Linked DNA regions of Homo sapiens: region 1 is linked to region 2. A link is a contact called in ENCODE POLR2A ChIA-PET data. All regions are on one chromosome and are shown on one strand. The core of a region is the stretch at or near the end of the contact, and the rest is flanking DNA. Distances in the headings are between cores, read along the strand shown. Region 1 has its middle 22 kb from the start of RAB10. Region 2 overlaps SELENOI (selenoprotein I).

The links. ChIA-PET counts read pairs that join two places held with the same protein, here RNA polymerase II (POLR2A).
Region 1: POLR2A ChIA-PET joins it to region 2 with 15 read pairs in activated T-cell. The contact joins two enhancer-like sites. POLR2A ChIA-PET finds 5 or more read pairs at or near these places in 3 of 52 experiments (OCI-LY7, PC-9 and activated T-cell).

What each region holds. Positions count from the first base shown.
Region 1 is chr2:26,008,560-26,014,914 of GRCh38, forward strand. No RefSeq gene overlaps it. Among named protein-coding and RNA genes, the nearest start is that of RAB10, 22 kb to the right of the region's middle. RefSeq lists enhancers at 2,735-3,236, 3,237-3,736. Within about 2 kb of position 3,757, at least 19 of the 41 ENCODE cell types and tissues checked have a DNase peak (open chromatin) inside an H3K27ac peak, as active enhancers do.
Region 2 is chr2:26,377,748-26,385,011 of GRCh38, forward strand. SELENOI (selenoprotein I) reads left to right here. Exons shown (of 10, transcript NM_033505.4): 7 at 5,552-5,600; 8 at 7,212-7,264. Among named protein-coding and RNA genes, the nearest start is that of DRC1, 21 kb to the right of the region's middle. Within about 2 kb of position 5,009, at least 2 of the 41 ENCODE cell types and tissues checked have a DNase peak (open chromatin) inside an H3K27ac peak, as active enhancers do.

The DNA of each region.
Region 1 (6,355 bases), core at 2,507-5,006, 370 kb before region 2:
AATCACTTGAATCCGGGAGGCGGAGGTTTGCAGCGAGCTGAGATCGTGCCACTGCACTCCAGCCTGGGTGACAAAGTGAGACTCAGTCTCAAAAAAAAAACCAACAAAAAACCAAAACAAACAAACAAACAAACAAACAAAAAGACACCACATACAGGAATAAAATGTACTGAGGAGACAAAAGAGTGTCAACCCAAGGATCTCTTTCAGAGGGGTTCCCTTAACTCTGGCAGGCCATGAGGATGATGCCTGGGAGCCCCAGGATTCTCCTGTTACTTTCTTGTGTCCTCAGAAACCACCCTGGTGACTCAGTAACACAAACCTAGGGTGTTGAGTGGGTGGGGCACCGCTTCCCACCCCAGTTTATCTGGTTTTCCCAGGCAGAATAGTACACTGAAGCTGTAGGCAAAGAGGAAGCCCAAGATAGGGGAAGGCCAGGGTGTTGGTTCCTCAGTTTGTTGAAATCAGAGTCATGAAGCAAGACAAGCCAGGGCTTGCTCAGCATTTCTCCTTCCTGGCATGGGTTCACCTCAGCCCCAATTCAGTGGCAGCTCTGTTGGTTCAGAGGGGTGAGGTATCCAAGAGGAGGAAGCTTGTACAATCCTGCTAGCAGGGGAGGGCTGATGGTAGGGTGGAGTTTCAAAGGAAGCCTCTGACATCTGACAAAGGCTGAGTCAGTTATATTGCCCCATCTCTGAATCTGGCTTCTCCTGCTCCTCTACCCTACCCATCCTGCCTTCCAGACACACCAAAGTTCTTTTTATCCCTGACCATGACAGGCATGGCTGCTGTGTGCAGCTTCATAGGTTGTGCACTGCACAGTTCCAGGAGGTGCTATTCCCATAGACAAAGGAGTGAATAACAACTCCAAGAATCATGCACAATTGTACCAGGCAGCCCCGAGCCAAGCCCTTTTATGACTTCCTTCCTTTCCACATATTGCTTCCCCTGCCACAACTGCCCTTGTTTGCCTTTCCTCCCCCCATTTCTTTATATGGTGCAACATCTAACACTTAGTTCTCAAATTCTGCCCAAATATAATCCTGGTGAACACAAACATAACAGAATGCATATGGAAGACCTGACATACAGGAGTCTCGAACTGGCACATTGCCAGCTCATTAAGCTTGGTAGTTTTATTATGCCTGTGGGGTGTTCTAAAAGGTAATGTAAGTAAAGTCCATTAGAACAGCTAAGATGAAAAATACACAATACTAAGTGTTGGTGAAGATGTGGAGCAACTGGAACTCTCATACATTGCTAGTGGGAGTGTAAACTGGATAGCTACTTTGGGAAACTAGCGGTATCTACTAAAGTAGAAGAGATACCTAGTCATGATCTAGCAGTTCCTAGAAATACATACACATGTACTCCTAGAAATATGCATACATACATAGGCTTCAAAAAAAGTGCAAAAATGTTCACAGCAGCACTATTTATAATAGCCCCAAACTAGAAACAACTCAAATACCCATCAACCTTAGAATAGATGAATAATATGGTATATTAATAAAATGGGGATGGGCACAGTGGCTCATGCTTGTAATCCCAGCACTTTGGGAGGCCAAGGTGGGTGGATCACCTGAGGTCAGGAGTTCGAGACCAGCCTGACCAACATGGTGAAACCCCATCTCTACTAAAAATACAAAATTAGCCGGGTGTGGTGGCACATGCCTGTAATCACAGCTACTTGGGAGGCTGAGGCAGGAGAATTGCTTGAACCCGGGAGGTGGAGGTTGCAGTGAGCTGAGATTGTGCCATTGCCCTCCAGCCTGGGCAATAAGAGCACAACTCCGTCTCAAGAAAATACAAATGGCTGGGCACGGTGGCTCACGCCTGTAATCCCAGCACTTTGGGAGGCCAAGGCAGGCAGATCATGAGGTCAGGAGATCGAGACCATCCTGGCTAACACGGTGAAACCCCATCTCCATTAAAAATACAAAAAATTAGCCGAACGTGGTAGGGGCACCTGTAGTCCCACCTTCTCAGGAGGCTGAGGCAGGCGAATGGCGTGAACTGGGAGGCGGAGCTTGCAGTGAGCCGAGAACTCGCAAATGCACTCCAGCCTGGGTGACAGAGCAAGACTCCGTCTCAAAATAAATAAATAAATAAAAATAAAATAAAATAAAATAAAATGAGATGTAGGCCGGGTGAGGTGGCTCATGCCTGTAATCCCAGCACTTTGGGAGGCCTAGCTGGGTGGATCACCTGAGGTCGGGAGTTCGAGATCAGCCTGACCAACATGGAGAAACCCCATCTCTACAAAAAATACAAAATTAGCTGGCTGTGGTGGTGCATGCCTATAATCCCAGCTACTTGGGAGGCTGAGGCAGGAGAATCGCTTGAACCCGGGAGGCGGAGGTTGCAGTGAGCCAAGATTGCACCATTGTACTCCATCCAGCCTGAGCAACAAGAGTGAAACTCCATCTCGAAAAATAAATAAAATAAAATAAAATGGGATGTTACATAGCAGTGAAAGGAATTATTTCTTCACACAACACACAGAAAAGGTCAGACACAAAAGAATACATACTGCAAGTTCAAAAACAGGCACTATGGTGTTAAAAATTAGAAAAGTGGCTCCCCCGTGAGGATGGGTAGTGATTGGAAAGGAGCATGGCGTTTCTGATGTGCTGGTAATATTCTATTTATTAATGTGAGAGGTGGTTGCACAGGTGTGTTTATTTTGTGAAAGTTTATTGAGCTGTATACACTTAGGATTTGTGTGCTTTTGTGTATGTGTGTGATGCTTCAATAAAAACAATTACTTAACAGAAGAAGACAATGTCTACTTTTTGCCATGATGAAGGAATGGGGTCTAGATTTATCCTCTCCTTAATCAAGCAAAAAGTTGAATGAAATATATGAAACAGTGGTTTTAAGACATTGGTCATTGGTCAACAGGGAACTCAGGACAGTGATCCTTAAGAGAAGGGAAACCAAGGAGGTGAGCAGAGCAGATGTCCCAGCTGGAGAGAGTGTCCAAGCTATAGCACAGAGAACGTGGGCTCCTGGAGACCTGCAGAGGAGTCCCCTGACTTTTTTATTTTTGAGACAGGGTCTCACTTTGTCACCGAGGCTGGAGTGCAGTGGTGCGAACATGGCTCACTGCAGCCTCAACCTCCTGAGTAGCTGGGACTATAGGTGCAAGCCACCACACCTGGCTACTTTTTGTATGTTTTGTAGAGACAGGATTTCATCATGTTGCCCAGGTTGGTCTCAAACTCCTGAGCTCAGGTTATCTGCCTGCCTCAGCCTCCCAGAGGGCTGGGATTACAGGCGTGAGTTATTGCGCCTGGCTTCCCCTGATTCTTTGGGTTCCAATCAGTCACGTGTGTGAAGAAACTACTGACACACTGGGGAAAGGAACCCTGGAGAGGAGGAGGAAATGGATCCGTCAGCAGAGCTTACACAGGCTGGGGAGAGCTGGTGTTCCCATTAACTAGAGTAGAAAGACCTTCCAACCCACTGGGCATAGAGTGACACACACTGAGGCTGTGAGGCTAAACCTGCAGCAGTGAGAGAAGTAGTGGGTCTTAAGTCTAAACACGGCCTCTCAGGGGCCAGGTCAGACTAGAGGGAAATTTGATCTGCTAAATCCTCTGAGATTGAGCTAAAGCTTCTTAAGTCTTCCTGGTATGCATGAGACAGGGAGGGTCTTAGAACCTCGGGTACAGCTGAGCCTGTGTGCAGGAATTCAGTAACCCCAGGTGTGGACTATCAGTTTGAAGTTATCTATTGATATGTTTGTTTTTCTCTTATGCGTCATCCCCTCATCAGCGCGTGCACTCTGTGAGGATAGAGATCTTATCTGACTGTGTCACAAGGGCTCCGACCAATGCCTGGCACGTAAATGGCACTCAATAAATATTTGTTGAACTGATGTTGAATGAATAAACTCGCTCTAAACCAAACCCACGAGGGAGAAACCAGATGCAGCATTATTCATTCATTCTGTGAAATGTAATTGACAATAGGCCCGAAGAAACCCCTGTCAGCACATTCCTTGCTTTGTGGAAGGCACACTTCAGAAGCTCAAAGTATATCCAAGAGTCACTTTGTAAATACAGAGTAGGGCTAAGGGGACTTGAAAGATCTTAAGAGCCTGTGTCACTGAGCTATGGCACCCCGATGAGTCATGCTTTCCCACACAGGGACAGGCATCCCTTGCCAAACAGGATCCTGCCTTGCCCAGCACTGGCCTCTCTTCCCTGTCACCGTGGGAGAAACACTGACAGTCTGTCCTCTCCCACTTCTCTTCTCGGTACTCCTTATCAATCATAATGCTTCGGTCCTTTCTACTTGACCTCACATAACAGTGTCTTAGATTACACAGTGTCCCTTACTCGTTACATTTTCCATGTGAATTTGGCCACAATTTCATACATCCTGCAAAAGACAAAATAACCTAGACATGGATCAAGACCTCTCACTACCTAAGTTGCAAAGTCCCTCAGTCACTGTCTCTCGATTTCCCTATCTTTAGAAAATGAAATAATGTACCTTTTCCATCTAGCCTACAGGGCTGTTAAGCAAAAACAAACAAACAAACAAAAAACTGAAGAACATGAATATGAGTGGCTCAGAAGTTGTGATTTAGGCCAGGCACGGTGGCTCACACCTGTAATCCCAATACTTTGGGAGGCCGAGGCGGGCGAATCACGAGGTCAGGAGTTCGAGACCAGCCTGGCCAACATGGCGAAACCCCATCTCTACTAAAAATACACAAAATTAGCTGGGCGTGGTGGCAGGTGCCTATAGTCCCAGCTACTCGGGAGGCTGACGCAGGGGAATCACTTGAACCCGAGAGGCAGAGGTTGCAGTGAGCTGAGATCGTACCACTGCACTCCAGCCCAGGTGACAGTGGGAGCGAGACTCTGTCTCAAAAAAAAAAAAAAAAAAAGTTGTGATTTAACCTTTCTAATTAAAGTTCTATACTAGATTTGCCACTAATGAACTACATGACATGAGATCATTTTGTCAGATGCTTAGCCCAGCATCTTATTCTTAACAAGCCTCCAGGAAATATTTATTATTGACATGGGCTCTATTGCCATGAACTGAGATACCTCCCACTTTCCCAAGGAGCATGCTTGAGGAAAAATAGTTGCTTTTTAGGTAACTATTGTGCTTTTGTTTTGTTGAATGCAAATGATATGAGGTGATAAACTTGGGACCATAACTGAATGGTCTGGAAGAAAAGAGGGAATTCAGAAGTTGTATACGGAAAGAGATGAAGGGAGGAAAGTTGGCAATATGGTAGTAAGGGAGAAAACTTTTGGAGGGAGAACAGGTTTAGCTAGTGGAGTGGAGGGATCTAATTAAGCTTTGCTTTATGGTGTGTGATGTAATCCTCTTCTGTCTTCCCATGAAGCCTTCAGTAAAATCTCCTTAGTCATAGGTATTTTTGAATTTGGATGTATTGGAGGGGATGCAAACAAAGTTCTCAGTTTGGACTTGAGTTGTATAAGGAGTGAGAGCAAAGACCAATCATCTCCTGGTTATATTATCAATTTTAAAATGAGGAGGTGAGGCCGGGCCTGGTGGCATATGCCTGTAATCTCAGCACTTTGGGAGGCCAAGGCAGGCAGATCACTTGAGGTCAGGAGTTCAAGACCAGCCTGGCCAATATGGTGAAACCCCGTCTCTACTAAAAATACAAAAATTATCTGGGTGTGGTGGCAGTTGCCTGTAATCCCAAATGCTCAGGAGCCTGAGGCAGGAGAATTACTTGAACCTGGGAGGTGGAGGTTGCAGTGAGCTGAGATTGTACCATTGCACTCCAGCCTAGGCATTGCAGTGAGACTATGTCTCAAAAAAAAAAAAAAAAAAAAATATATATATATATATACATAAACACATATATATATACACACACATATATACATAAATATATATATATATATATAGAGAGAGAGAGAGAGAGAGAGAGAGAGAGAGACAGAGACAGAGACAGAGAGAGAGAGACAGAGAGAGAGAGACAAGGTTTCCACCCAGGCTGCAGTGCAGTGGCACAGTCTTGGCACACTGCAACCTCTGCCTCCTGGTCTCAGGTAATCCTCCCACTTCAGCCTCCCAAATAGCTGGGACCACAGGCATGCACCACCATACCCAGCTGATTTTTTTGTATTATTAATTTTGTGGAGATAAAGCTCATCACATTGCCCAGGCTGGTCTCAAACTCCTGGCCTGACATGATCTGCCCGCCTCGGCCTCCTAAAGTGCTGGGATTACAGGTGTGTGCCACTGCTCCCGGCCCACACATTGCAATTGGTTGAAAGTCTCTTTTATCTACAAATCACCCCTCTGACACTTTTTTTTTCCTCACAATTTATTTGTTAAAGAACCAAAGTTA
Region 2 (7,264 bases), core at 3,759-6,258:
CTTTGAACATATTTAAAATTGCTGCTTTAAAGTCTGTCTACTGAGTCCAACATCTGGGCCCACTTAAGAGTCATTTTCTGTTGACTGCTTTTTTTTCTATTTCTTTGCATACCTAGCAATTTTTTTTTTGTTGTTGTTGAAAACTGGATATTATAGATTATATTTGTGGAGACTATAATCTGTTCTGCTCTGAGGATTTTTGGTTTTTTGTTCTGATAGGCATTTAACTTGTTTGGACACAGATGAAGAAATTTGTCCCATCACATTGTATTAAGTAGCTCTTGTCTCTGTTTGGTTATTTTCAGCTTTTAGCTGCTGCTTTTTTAGCCAGGTCTCTTGGGGGTCTCCTTTGTGTCTGTGTAGTTTAGTGGTCAGCCAAAGATTTGGGCAAAGTCGATACTGAGATTTTGGCGCTCACCTCTCTATGATTTTTTTGCTTTTGGGGTTTCCCCATCTGAATCTTCGGCTGCTCTTCCAGCAATTGTGTTCTGCCCCCAACCCTCAAGCCAGTAAGGGCTCTGCCTTCTTCAGCCCAGTCTGAGTGTGGGTTGGGAACACACTTAGTAAGAGATACAGCAGACTCACATCTCACCAAGAACACCTCTGTCTTTCAAGCACAGCATCTCCTCTACTTTCTGCCTTCTCTTTCACTATGTTCTGTGGGGTCTCCGATTTGCTTGCTTAGTTTAGCATCCACCCAGGAATCTGGGCAGAGCATATACTCAGATTTAGAATCTCAACCCTTCTGCATCTCTCTCTTCTACAATATCCCCCACCCTGCTTTCTAGTTCCTCTGCTGCTCTGAATCTATTATCTGCTTCCATAAGCTGGTAAGGAAGACTGTGGCTTTCCATCATCTGGTCTGGGACAGGGGGTAGGCAAGCCACGAACTCAGAGTTGTTCCCCAGTGTTTCAAGTGTAAATGCTTCTCGAATTTCTGTCTGTCCTTCAGTATTTTCTAGTACCTTCAAGTAGTTGTTTTAAATATTTTTGTCTGGTTTTTAATCATCATTTGTGAGAAGAATTGTCCTCCCTTTTTATGCCATCATTAACAGATGCCTTCCTTCCTTTAGATTATTTTAAAGCAAATCCCAGATATCATTTCTTTTCATCCGTAAATATTTCACTGTGTATCTCTAAATGATAAGGTTTTCTGTAAAAGAACCACAATTGATGTATTTCTATAGCTGCCGAGTACCTATACATTGCCTTTGGTTGGTATGCCTTTTAAATTTCTGTTAATCTGGCTGGGTGCTGTGGCTCACACCTATAATACCAGAACTTTAGGAGGCCAAGACAGGCTGATCATCTGAGGGCAGGAGTTTGAGACCAGCCTGGCCAATGTGGTCTCTACTAAAAATACAAAATTAGCCGGGTGTGGTGGCGTATGCCTGTAATCCCAGCTACTCGGGAGGCTGAGGCAGGAGAATCGCTTGAACCTGGGAGGTGGAGGTTGCAGTGAGTCAAGATTGCACCATTGCCAGCCTGGGTGAGAAGAGCGCAACTCTGTCTCTAAAATAAATAACTAATTAAAAAATTTCTTTTAATCTACGTAGCTTTTCCCTATTTTTTCTTTGAAGTTTATGTATTGAAGAAAGTAGGTCATTTGGCCAATAGAATTCTTAGATTCTGCGTTTTCCTGGTTGCGGTCTCATGGCATTAACATGTTCCTCTGCCCCTCACTTTTCCTATAAACAATAGTTAGATCTGTGAGCTTATTTTGATACAGGTTTAATTTTGGGGGTTGGGGGGCATGCTGGGGAACAGTGTTATTAGGTACTGGTCTTCCTATTGCATCACATTAGGAGGCATGTAGCGGGTTCAGGTTTTGTATGTCTGTTCCATCTGCTGCAAGTATATATATATATATATTTTAACCTGCTACCTTAAACTATTAAGGGTTAAACTTCACCTAATAATATTAACAGACATTGATTAACATGGCTTAGGAATTCATTCATTCAGTGGATAGGTAAGGAAATCAAGTTTTTATGATAAAATACTTCATAAATACATACTGATAATTCCAAAGCAAATTTGGTAGTACAGAATTTTTACTTAACCTCATTGATCTTATATTTTTATCTCCTTTAAACTATGACAAAATCCTTGGTTTTAAGTGACACAGAATACTCATTTGCTTTATTCCATGAACTATTCACAACAGTCTCCGAATACAGTACCTAAATCAGCAAACAGAGGAAAACTGAAAATTAAGATTTTGTTTTTTTGCAGTTTTATTCATCCTTACGTCTTATCCCACTAGGTGTGTCCCGTCAGTTTACTGTATTTTAAAGTCACCACTCTGTGGTTATGCCACCAGTTGTGGATTTATACATCTAGGTTTATTTGTTTTACTTTAAGAATTACTTTCTCTTTTAAAATTCATTTTTCCTTTATAATTATGTAAAATATTTGTGATAAAGTCAAATTTACAGAATGAGGTATATTCAAAGAAGTCTAGCTTCTGTTGTTACCCAATCCTTTCTTTCCTCAGAGGTAACCATTCTTAGTTTTTAATTTTATGGCTTATCTTTTCATTGTTTCTTTCTTACTATAAGTAAATATTTGTGTTTCATTTTATCACTCACTTTCATAGATACATGGTAGCATTCCATTCTATATGTACTGTACTATGTACTGTGCCTTTTTTCCTCCCCCCTCTTAATTGTATATCCCAGCGATCACTCCACAGTGGTCTATAAGGAGCCTCCTCAGTCCTCTTACAGCTGCCTGGCACTTCATTGTGTGGATGTACCGTAGTGTGTCCAACCATCCCCCTATCAATAGACATTTGGGTTAGTTCCAGTTTTTGCTGTTGTACAAATTGCTGCAGTGAATAGTCTTGTACATCAGTCTTTTCATATTTTTTGCCAGGGTGTTGAGGAAGAGGTCCCTAGAAGTAGAATTGCTAGTAGAGGACAAATGTGTGCTGTTTTGCTTAAAATTACCATATTCCCCTACATATGGGTTGTGTGATTTTCTGTTCCTACCAGCAGTGTATGAAAGTGCTTGTTAATTTACAGTTTTACCAACATAGTATATTGTCAAACGTTTGACTTTTTGCCAATCTGATAGGTAAGAAATGATGTGTCTGTACAGTTTTAATTTGCCTTTCTCTTACTATGAATGAGCTTTTCTAGTGTTTAAGAGCCGTTTGTATGTCCTTTTCTGCATATTTTACATCTCTCAAACAGATTTTTTTTTCTATAGGGTTGTTGGCCATTTCCTTTATTTTTAGAAGCTATTCATATATTAGGTATATTAATCCTTTGATATAGATTATAGTTTTCCCCATTATTGTTTCTCTTTTTAACTTTTCTTAAGGTACTTTTTGTCTTGGTGGTTTTAACTGAAGTGTACCTACTTAATAAATAAACTGGAAATGTGAGGAATGAAAATATTTTTTATGACCATGCTATCCTTGGATTGTATCTCCTTCAGTTTGGTCTTTTTTTTTTTTTTTTTTTTTTTTTTTTTTTACAAATTCTACTCCAATTTTTCTCTAGCTGTTAAGTTTCCTATATTATGAAGTCTGGGCCTTCACTTGTGCAAGATGAAAAGCGGGTCTACATATATATGGTCTCTATCACTGTTCTCTACTTGAAACATAGAGCTTCATAGATAAGTATTTAACAATTAAGTACTCGTTTCAGAAAGTACATTAAGTACTATAAAGAAGAAACAGAAGATGCAGCGTTTCTCTTTGGCAGCCTGTATAGAGCTCCGGCTTTCTACATGCTCACTATACTTGAGATAGTTATTTCAAGATTTTTAAAACTAAAATTACTCTTGGTGGCAAATCTTTTGCTAGTTTGTCTCAGCCTATTTCCAACACCTCAGAGCTACAAGTAATTCTGCATTAATTCATTTAGCCTTGGCTCCCCTTTGGTGCTTCCCAGCTTGACGTGGAGTAAGCTGCTAAAAATTTCTGAGAACACTGAGGACCTCAGGTGGTCTTCTCCTTCCTTTCCCTCTAAGTTCGTCTAATTTGGGGAACTTTGTTCTACTTGGGCTTGGAAGTAGCAGAGTAATTCTTTTTAGAGATAAGATTTCTGTTGGGTTCTAGTCTTCTGTTTTAAGCCAGATGTCTTAGGAATTGTTTAGAAGGAATGTTTTCTGCCTTTAATCTTTAAGGCCATAGCTGCATTGACCCTCAAACCAAGTAGAGTCACCAGGTGTCTGGAAGAGACAAACTGGGGCTAATATGTTGCATGACAATGGAACATCCAAATGAAGTGCCCAGCAGCTTGCCAGATATATTGATTTGGAGTTTGAGAGAGAAAATAATTAGGAACTTATATCACTATAGATCATAGGATCAAAGAATTTTAAAGATGTAAGGGACACTAGAAAATAGTTCAACCCATCCCCATTGTACAACTGGAATCTGAAGTTCAGATTATTAGAGTTTGTCCAAGAGTCCATAATTAGATATTGCAGTCATCTGTTGTAAGCTTGTAGTTGTGCTTTAAGAGGGATTCTGAGAGAGAGAGAGTATAAGTACGGTGGGGCACCCAGGTAGTAATATGCAGGAAGTAGAATTGGCAACAAAGGACACAGAATGAAATGGTGAGATGGCTAGCGGAAACATAGGGAGAATGGCATCACAAAGGCAAAGGGAGGAAAGAATTTCAGTTTAGTGGATAGTCAACCAAGGCATTTCACTTAGCAGTCAGGAATGAAAAAACGATACTGAATTTGAACATTAGGAAAGCTTGGTAAATTTCAAGAGTATAATTTCTGCAAAGTTGGAACACAGTGAATAAAAAAGTGCTAAGAAATTGAGGACAATTGAAAAGTTTAGCAAATGATAAGACAAAGCAGAAGATAGTAGATAGTGAGGACAGCAGAATCAATAGGAGGGTTTCTTGGGAAGGCCATCTTTGTTTTAAAGTTTATGGGGAGAGAACCAGTGTGCGAATGGAAGTAGCTAGGGGGAGAAACTGAAAATGCTAGGAAGACTGGGTGTGGTGGCTCATGCTTGTAGTCTCAGCTGCTCAGAAGCCTGACGTAGGAGAATTGCTTGACCCAGTAGTTCGTGACCAGCCTGGAATATAGCCAGACCCTGTTTCCATAAAAAAAAAAAAGCTAGGAAGGTAAAAAATAAATGTGAAGCAACAGGATTCCCCCTTTGAGTAGCTCATGCTTACTGTGCAGTTTCAGTACCCCATACTGTTCTAGGTATCTTAACATGTCATAACTCATTCACTTCTCAAAGCTCTGTGGGGTTGGTACAACTATTATCTCTATTTTATAAATAAGGAAACTGAGGCAGTAAAACACCAATTTGCCTGAAGTCCCGTAATCAGTTCATGGTACAACTGAAATTGAGGCCCAGCTGGCTTTTTGAGTCTGCCCTCTGAATCACCAAATTGTACTGCCACTCTTCCTGTTGTAAATGTTGTTTATAAATGTATTTAATTTTATTACACAAGTAAACTTGAACCTGAAATTTTTGGGGTCTAAAAAAATTTGTTTTGCATGATTCAGTGGTAATGTAATAATTGCTCTTGAATAAGCATAATAATTGAATAATTATTCCCTTTAGGTTGTGCATTATGTGTGACTCTTCCAATGAGTTTATTAAACTTTTTCAGGTAAGTATTTTATTTTTTAAATGGGCAAGAAATATGAAAAGTTTTAGCAGTTGTTAGCTGAACTTAGGGATCTATTTTCCTTTTGGAGTCAGGACATTTTGAAAAGGTCACAAAACCTATATTTTAAATCTTTAATGGGGTAGGATAGTTTAGGGTGTCGATGGTGGCTAATGTAGTCATTTCAAACACAGCACAAAACTACTAGTTCTTTTGTTACGGTTTTGGACTCATCAAATAGTCTTCTAATGAGGCCAGGCGCGGTGGCTCACACCTGTAATCCCAACACTTTGGGAGGCCGAGGTGGGCGGATCACGAGGTCAGGTTCGAGACCAGCCTGACCAACATGGTGAAACCCGTCTCTACTAAAAATAAAAAAATTAGCTGTGTGTGGTGGCACATGCCTGTAATGCTAGCTACTCAGGAGGCTGAGGCAGGAGAATTGCTTGAACCTGGGAGGCGGAGGTTGCAGTGAGTCGAGATCGCGCCACTGCACTCCAGCCTTGGCAACAGAGCGAGACTCTGTCTCAAAAAAAAAAAATTTTAGCAAGATCATAAAAATTCTGAATGTGTGTAGTTTAGGACCAAACTGGACCTGTGCTGACTTTTCTTAAATAGCCCTTATATAGAAGTTCCTGTCTGGGTTGCGGGGAGAAGGGAGATGCTCAGGTGGAGTTTCATTTCTCTGATCTATGTGCTTCTCCACTTTTGCTCAGCCACACTGAATTTGCCTATTGTGTCCTGAATATATTTTGCTCTTTCCCTTCTTAGTAATTTTACTCCCACTGCTTCCTTTGCTCCTTTTTCTTCTGGTTGAAACATTTTCTTACACTTCCCACTTCATCCTTTAGCTCTCAAATCTGCGTAGCAGAATCTTATTTATGTTAAACCAAGCGCTATTAATCTTCTTCATTTATTTGAGCTGGCAGTTATTTATAGAAGCCATACAGTTTAAAGCTCTGAAGGATGTAGAGATTATTTCTCTACATTTTCTTCTCATTTTATAACAACGAGGCTCTCATTGGGCAACATATTGCCCGAGGTCGTGTGATCAATGGCGGAAGCAGGACTGGAATTTGGAGCTCTGTTCAGCTGAGCAGGCGTGTATTGTATAACCTCCTGTGTGCTTAGAGACACTGAGATGTGGTATGCCAGTCGCACCTCAGAGTCTTTCATTGTGAGCTGTCTTACTCTAAGTTCTCTATCACTTTGTGTCAAAGCCGCACTTTGAGGTACTCTTCTAGTATTTTATGTTCATCTTATTTACCCCATTAGAATATCTCATAGAACAAAGTCCAGATTTTATTCATCTTTATATTCTTAGCACAGCAGTTGATAGTTTGGTTTAAAGAGAAAAAAATGGGATTAGAGGTCAGAAGATTTCAGTCCTAATCCTGGCCCTGCCACTTGGTACCAAGTTTTGTAAATTTAAATTCTCTTATCCTCACTTAGCCTGTCTGTAAAATGGGATTAATGATGTTGGTTCTGTCTATGCCACAAGATTATTGTGAGTATAAAATAAGTGTATAAATAAGGAAACTATAAACTACAGTACAAGTACTGTACAATTTATATGTAATAATGTTCTTTATATTACTTGATTTTTTTTTCCAGAAGCTATAAAAATAACACCTTGAAACTCAATTCAGTCTATGAAGCTATGGTTC